Linked DNA regions of Homo sapiens: region 2 is linked to region 1. Evidence: chromatin contacts called from ENCODE Hi-C or POLR2A ChIA-PET data. All regions are on one chromosome and are shown on one strand. Each heading gives the region's core, a stretch centred on a gene start or an enhancer-like site at or near the end of the contact. The rest is flanking DNA. Distances are from core to core; before and after follow the strand shown.

Evidence for each region. A loop is a pair of places that touch in the nucleus more often than their neighbours do. ChIA-PET counts read pairs that join two places held with the same protein, here RNA polymerase II (POLR2A). Pooled maps may share reads with other maps.
Region 2: a loop to region 1 is called in a pooled map, with 2.1 times the contacts of the local background. The contact joins two enhancer-like sites. A Hi-C loop is called at or near these places in 1 of 168 maps with a recorded cell type or tissue (PC-3) and 2 of 50 pooled maps. POLR2A ChIA-PET finds 5 or more read pairs at or near these places in 2 of 52 experiments (AG04449 and MCF 10A).

What each region holds. Positions count from the first base shown.
Region 1 is chr9:91,058,890-91,062,059 of GRCh38, forward strand. No RefSeq gene overlaps it. Among named protein-coding and RNA genes, the nearest start is that of LINC00484, 59 kb to the right of the region's middle. Within about 2 kb of position 1,707, at least 14 of the 41 ENCODE cell types and tissues checked have a DNase peak (open chromatin) inside an H3K27ac peak, as active enhancers do.
Region 2 is chr9:90,983,823-90,986,992 of GRCh38, forward strand. No RefSeq gene overlaps it. Among named protein-coding and RNA genes, the nearest start is that of LINC02957, 12 kb to the right of the region's middle. Within about 2 kb of position 1,554, at least 2 of the 41 ENCODE cell types and tissues checked have a DNase peak (open chromatin) inside an H3K27ac peak, as active enhancers do.

The DNA.
Region 1 (3,170 bases), core at 457-2,956:
TGCACTCCAGAGCCAGTACTGCCATAGGGAGAGCAAGGGTGAGTGGTGCTAGGACCATTGCCAGGGTTTGTTAGTTTGTTTGTTTTGAGATGGGGTCTCCTTCTATTGCTCTGTCGTCCAGGCTGGAATGGAGTGGCACAATCTTGGCTCACTGCAGCCTCTGCCTCCTGGGTTCCAGCAATTCTCCTGCCTCAGCCTCCTGGGTAGCTGGTATTACAGGCATAAGCCATCACACCTAACTAATTTTTGAATTTTTAGTAGAGACGGGGTTTCACCATGTTGGCCAGGCTGGTCTCGAACTCCTGGCCTCAGGTAAGCCACCCACCTCAGCCTCTCAAAGTGCTAGGATTACAGGCATAAGCCACCGCACCGAGCTGCCAGGATTGTTTTAAAATATTTAAGGTCTAACAGTGACACGGGCATGAGATACTCGGAGAATTTTCAGGGTAATTGTTTTATAACTCTACTGAACACCTGTAAAATGCAAATGAATAACAGACATCTGAAAATAATCTTTCCTCTCAATAATAATGATAATGTAGCTACAAAATAATAATGTATCTACAAAACTTTAAATTAAGATTTAATTTGAACAATGAAAACAACAATGAGATAGCATTTTTTACCTCTTAGATCAGCAAAGAGTATAAAGTGGTAACATTTGTGGCTTTACAAGGGCAGAAAACAAGCTGGTGGAACTATAAAAATGGTGTGTCTTAGAAAAAAAAAGTTGGCAAAACTCAATAACTCCCATTCTAGGACATCTACCTTAAGTAAAAGCCATACCCTCATACAGGCAGAATGTTATCATTGCCCAGGCACATCCTGTTCTCTTCTGTGTTGGGTATATAGAAAAATACAAACCCCCCTCCTTCACAGGTAGATGGGGCCAGGTGACTGGCATGGGCCAATGGGCTGTGGGTGGAAAGGAAGCGTTTCCTACATGGTAAGCCTGGCACTTGTGAGTTCCCATTGACTCTGGGCTCTCTGTGCCAATTCTAGAGGGAGGATGGCAATGCTGGCACTTCTTCAGCCTGGTCACCGACTAACTATGCAAAATACAGCTAATAACAAACAGCCCCAAAGTCTCAGTGGCTTAACACAACAAAGCTTTATTTCTTGTTCTCTTACAAAGGATGTGAACAAGATGTCCAACAAAGGATGTTTATCAGCTTAAGCCTAGAAGATCCTAACAACTACACAGAGATTTATATCAAATGAGATTCATTGTAGCATTACTTATAACAGTATAATTTTAACAACACTCTAAATGTCAAAACATAAGAGATGACCAAATAAGTTATGACCCATGGTATAATACTATAATAAATATCTTACAAAAAATAGAAGTGATATGTTGAAGATATCTAGCAGCAATGGAGAAATTCTCACAATAAAATACTGAGGAAAAAAGGCAGAATATTAAACAATTCATACAGTAAAATCACATTATTTATTTATTTAAAACAATTGACTAAATGCAAAGGAAAAATAAAGCCCAAACACCTCAGCATTAGTAATGATCATGGTAGTGAAGCAACACAAGATTAGTGATCAAAAGGCTGAAGGTGGCTGTCAGGGAGTTTGTAAAATGAAGTATTGATGATGAGCTTGAATGATGCTATTTCATGTTAATATAGAAAAAAATAAGTAAAGACTATTTTCCCAAACCATGCAAGCAGCAAGTGGGAATGAGTCATGACTGGTTATGGGGAATTTTTTCATTGAGCAAGCATACCCACGACTTTCAAAATCGTAGCATGGGGCATTGGGCCAATGTGTTTGTTTATTTTCCTTTGTTTTCTCTGACAGCAACCCTAATCTCAGGTTACAGTTTGGCTGGCCATAGTTAAAGGGAAATAGAGATGAAGTGATGAAACATGCAGGGGGATTCAAAGAGCATTCTCGTGGCTTGCTAACCTTAAAATCAAGTGTTGAGGTGTGGATTATTAGATATGCCATATAACAGCACAGACAACTTGAACTTGCCATCCTCAGAGGTTTGAGAAATACGCCAAACCATCTGACTGCCCATAAACATTGTGTACTTAGGAAGGGTGTTGGCTTGCAGAAAAAAATAGGAATGTTTTGAAATTATCAGGGCCCATTCCAGGAAAAAACAGGGGAGTGGAGGATCACTGTGGTTTCAGAAATGGCCATCGGACTGATCAAAGAACTTTCACATCTCAGCAACAAATAGAGTTCCAACAAATCCAACTGTTTCTTCTCTGGGGAAGTCCTTCAGGCTAAGGACTTCCTTTCTCGTCTTTGTGGGTTTTTCCAGAGGCGATCACGTGAAAGTTCATGTCTCAGCACAGTTTGGGCTGGAATGACTCCCATATAGATGCTGATAAACCTTTTTCCAGAGGCTACAAATTCTGTTGTGTGACATCCACAGCTCCTGAATGTCACCAACTAGGAGGTTACTCAGATTCTCTTCCACTGCAGGAGTGACAATTGATAACTCACTGTGAGTGCAAAGTAATACTGCTAATTTTTAAGACAAGGATGACAATGTTTTATAGGATAACTCCCTGAGGATATTTGAGAGAGGAGTAAGCAAAAAGAATTGAGGAGTATAAGGAGCCAGTTGGAATCATTTTTTAGACTCAGGACATAGCAAATTAATCATTTGGAGCATCTGTCATTTGTTATTCATTTAGCAAATTTTTATGTAGCACCTACTGTGTGCATTGTTCTGGCCACTGGCAACAATGTGGATCCTACATCCATAAAAGCTACCATCTAACAGAGGATGTGGATATTTACAAACTAGAGTAATGAAAGAGGAAGTTATTGGGGGATCTGGGCAAGGAGGCAACCTTGAGCTGAACCCTTAAGGAGCAAGAGCAAAAAGCAACTCTAGAAGTCTGTGGACATGGGCTCAAACAGTCTGTCCCTGGTTCGTGGAAGAAGTTGATGGGTTGTGAACAGGTTACTTAGGAACTAGGAAGTCAATGTTAGAATATCGCTAAGATGGGCAATACTTCAGAGATTCCCCACAGAAGCTCAGAGGGAGTCTTAGGGGAAACCTCGCTCTGCCTCACGTTCATTAGCTAATTCTTCTAATCCACTCAGTTGAGTGGTGGTTTCTATCAAGTGTGTCAGTTTGGTCCTTTGGAAAGCAGACACCAAGACAGAGTTTGAAGTGCAAAAGATTTATTGGAAGT
Region 2 (3,170 bases), core at 304-2,803, 75 kb before region 1:
TTTTTGATAGAAACTCAGCTTCTCTGGGCACCAAAAGCAATCATGCTGAATGGAATTGGACATAGGCAAAATTGTGAAGAATAATAAGGCCTCCTCGTATTTTCCTCTCATTTCCCATTCAGCACATAGTGTTATTTGATGTAGGCTGAGCATCAAATCGCATCATGGGCAGGGAATGCAGGTATGGGAGGACTCCTGGATGGACTGGACCAGGTATTCCTCCAGCCCTCCCACCCCATTCTTCTGTGCAGGGTGCTTACCAATGCACCACCCCTGGCATTTATAAAAGCAAACAGTGTGTTCTGGCTAGAATCCTCCCCTTCTCTGTTTAGCCACATGCTTCTCCCCTCCCTTGCTTTGCCTTCAGGAGTCAGTGCAGGCTGACCGCCTGTGCCCAGATGCAGCACTCAGTCTGTCTAAGGTTCCAAGGCTGACTGCACTTCCTCCCTCCTCCCAGCCTGTTGCCCTTCATGCCTTTCCCTGGGCTACCTCCCACCTCCACCCTCCCAAGAAAAACTACCTCCCTCCTTACACACTGACGACAGGTAGTGGCTTCAAGTTGTCCTCATCTTATAATATATATGTAATATATACTTGAAACTTTCCATAGCCAAACCCAGGAAATTCTGGTACTAATGGGTACCCATGAAATCCAGAAGAAGGGACTATTTGTGGGAAAGTGAGCCTTTTGGTCCCCAGTGCTATCCGTTCTCTCTTTTGATATGTGTAATTGCTGTTTTAATGTCATACAGTTAAAATGAGCATGCACAAAGTAAAATGTCATCAAAATCCTCCCATGAAGTGGCTCCCTGCAGCTCATGGACTTAAAGGTGAAAATACACACTTACTCGTCTCCAAAGCCAGTTGTTAGGAATCTTTCTTAGAGATCCCATTTTCATAGGAATTCCAGAATCTCATTTATTTATAGCTGTCCTGCATCAACAATGAATACATTGAATACAACTGGAAGTGCCAATTCCTTCCTGAGTTTAAAATTTATACTGGTGTCTAGTAAATGGCTCTCAGAGAACTTCCTTGGGTTCCAATCATTAAGGGGTGCCAATGAATCATCCAAGATCAAGAAAGAGAGAAAACACTACTGCTACACCTCCTTTTAGAAACAGCATGGGGGGGCCAGGCACGGTGGCTCACGCCTGTAATCCCAGCACTTTGGGAGGCCGAGGCCAGCGGGTCACCTGAGGTCAGGAGTTCCAGACGAGCCAGGGCAACATGGTGAAACCCCGTTTCTACTAAAAATACAAAACTTAGCCAGGCATGGTGGTGCATGCCTGTAATCCCAGCTACTTGGGAAGCTGAGGGAGGAGAATCACTTCAACCCGGGAGGCAGAGATTGCAGTGAGCTGAGATCATGCGACTGTACTCCAGGCTGGGTGACAGAGCGAGACACCATCTCAAAAAAAAAAAAAAAAGAACATGGGGTTTCATCTGGAAGGATGGTTCTTGTCAGCGGATGTGGGAGCCATGTGAGTGTAGAGAGGAATGGAGAGTGAGGATGTAGAGCTCGTACGTGCTCCACACCTACCAGTGTGAGGCCAAGCAGCCCTGCTCTAGACCTCACAGTAGGAGGAGCTGTGGGTCCAGCAGAGGGTTCCTTTCCCTGCCGTCCCCGGAGATCTGAACCTTTCTCTAGATAGTCATACATACTGGACAAATAGGGCAAGATCTTCTACTACGAAGATGTATGTGGTCCAACACATAGCCCAGATTTACGTGGCCTGTCGATGCACACACTAACCCTTGCTGCTATTAGCTCTCCTCCCTAATAGGTAAGAGCACTGATTTTTCCTTAAGCGTGCTATTCTGGAAAAATCTACATGATGCCTGCTCTGGTCTGGCCATGTGACAGTTCTTCCAGAGGGACTTATATGTTCCTGTGGGTTCTGGGACTGGAAACACCTTATCTTGGGAGATGTCTCACACTTAAGTTGAGCAAATGATTTCCCTTCTCGGCTTTTTCACGGTGGATTCACAGGCACATGGTTTCTGTCTGAATGTGTAGAAAACAATTATCTCATCTCATCCACTCACTGTCCTGACTGTCAGAACCTGCCCTTACAAGTCCCAAATCCAGCTGTGTTTCTTCTTCAGTTACAAAAGGAAGTAGAAGATGATCTATTTTAAACTGCCATGGGGAAAACACAATGGGAATCAACAATTCAATTTTTCTTTAACTTTGTTAAGAGAAACTCATTTTTATCAAGCCGTATTGGGAATATAAAAGTAGAAGCTAGAAGGGAAGCAGTGTTGCCTATAATTTGTGTCTGGTCCTGAACATATGCTTTCTTATTTCTTGCACCCGTTTAACCCAGCACAAATCTTATGTATTTCCTACATCATTCATTGTTTTGTGCTTGAAAAAATATTTTTCTCTACATTCATCTTTCTCTGTGGGCTTCCTATTCCTTGACACTCTTTTTGACATCAGAGTCAACTTCCTCCTCAACCTGTCCAAATATTCTCTGACTTATTATTGAATGACTGCATTGGCACTCACCAGATTAGAGTAATTTCCAAGCTAATAATTACACTGGGCAGAGCCACAGACACACACAATCTCACACACACACTCACACACACACACACACACGTGTCTCCAGGCATCCCCTGCAGCCTTTGGCTTCACACATACCACATCATAATGCTGCTGGGAATGGGGAGGTTCCTCCGCTAGGTCCATCGAAGCACCCAGATTAAAATATGGTGACCATTTTATTATTTTATCAGACCAGAAAGGAGAAGCCACGGCCCTTAAAATATAGGTGCCCTTAAAGGAAAATTGAATGAATAATTTTAAGCTGAATACGAGTGTGGAAATCCAAGTTACATGATAACCGCTGGCCTGATGTTCTCATGGCACAGTCTTGATTAATACTTTTTAGCCTACTGCTATATGTTTACTGAACCCCTCAGGACAACTTTAATTGGTTCTGAAAAAGCCTGAATATGCCACATTATTCTAGAAGATGACAGTAACAGGTTGGGTGACCTGTGAAGCAGATTCGCAATCAAAATGAATGATTGTTTGTATTTTAAGCCTCTGAGTCTGGGTGTTTGTTATGCAGAAGTACTGAGGTCTGGGACATCCCTGTGAGCTCCCCATCTTCCTATTCCAGCAGGGTATTTTCTGTTAGCCCAATCCTGTTTCTTTC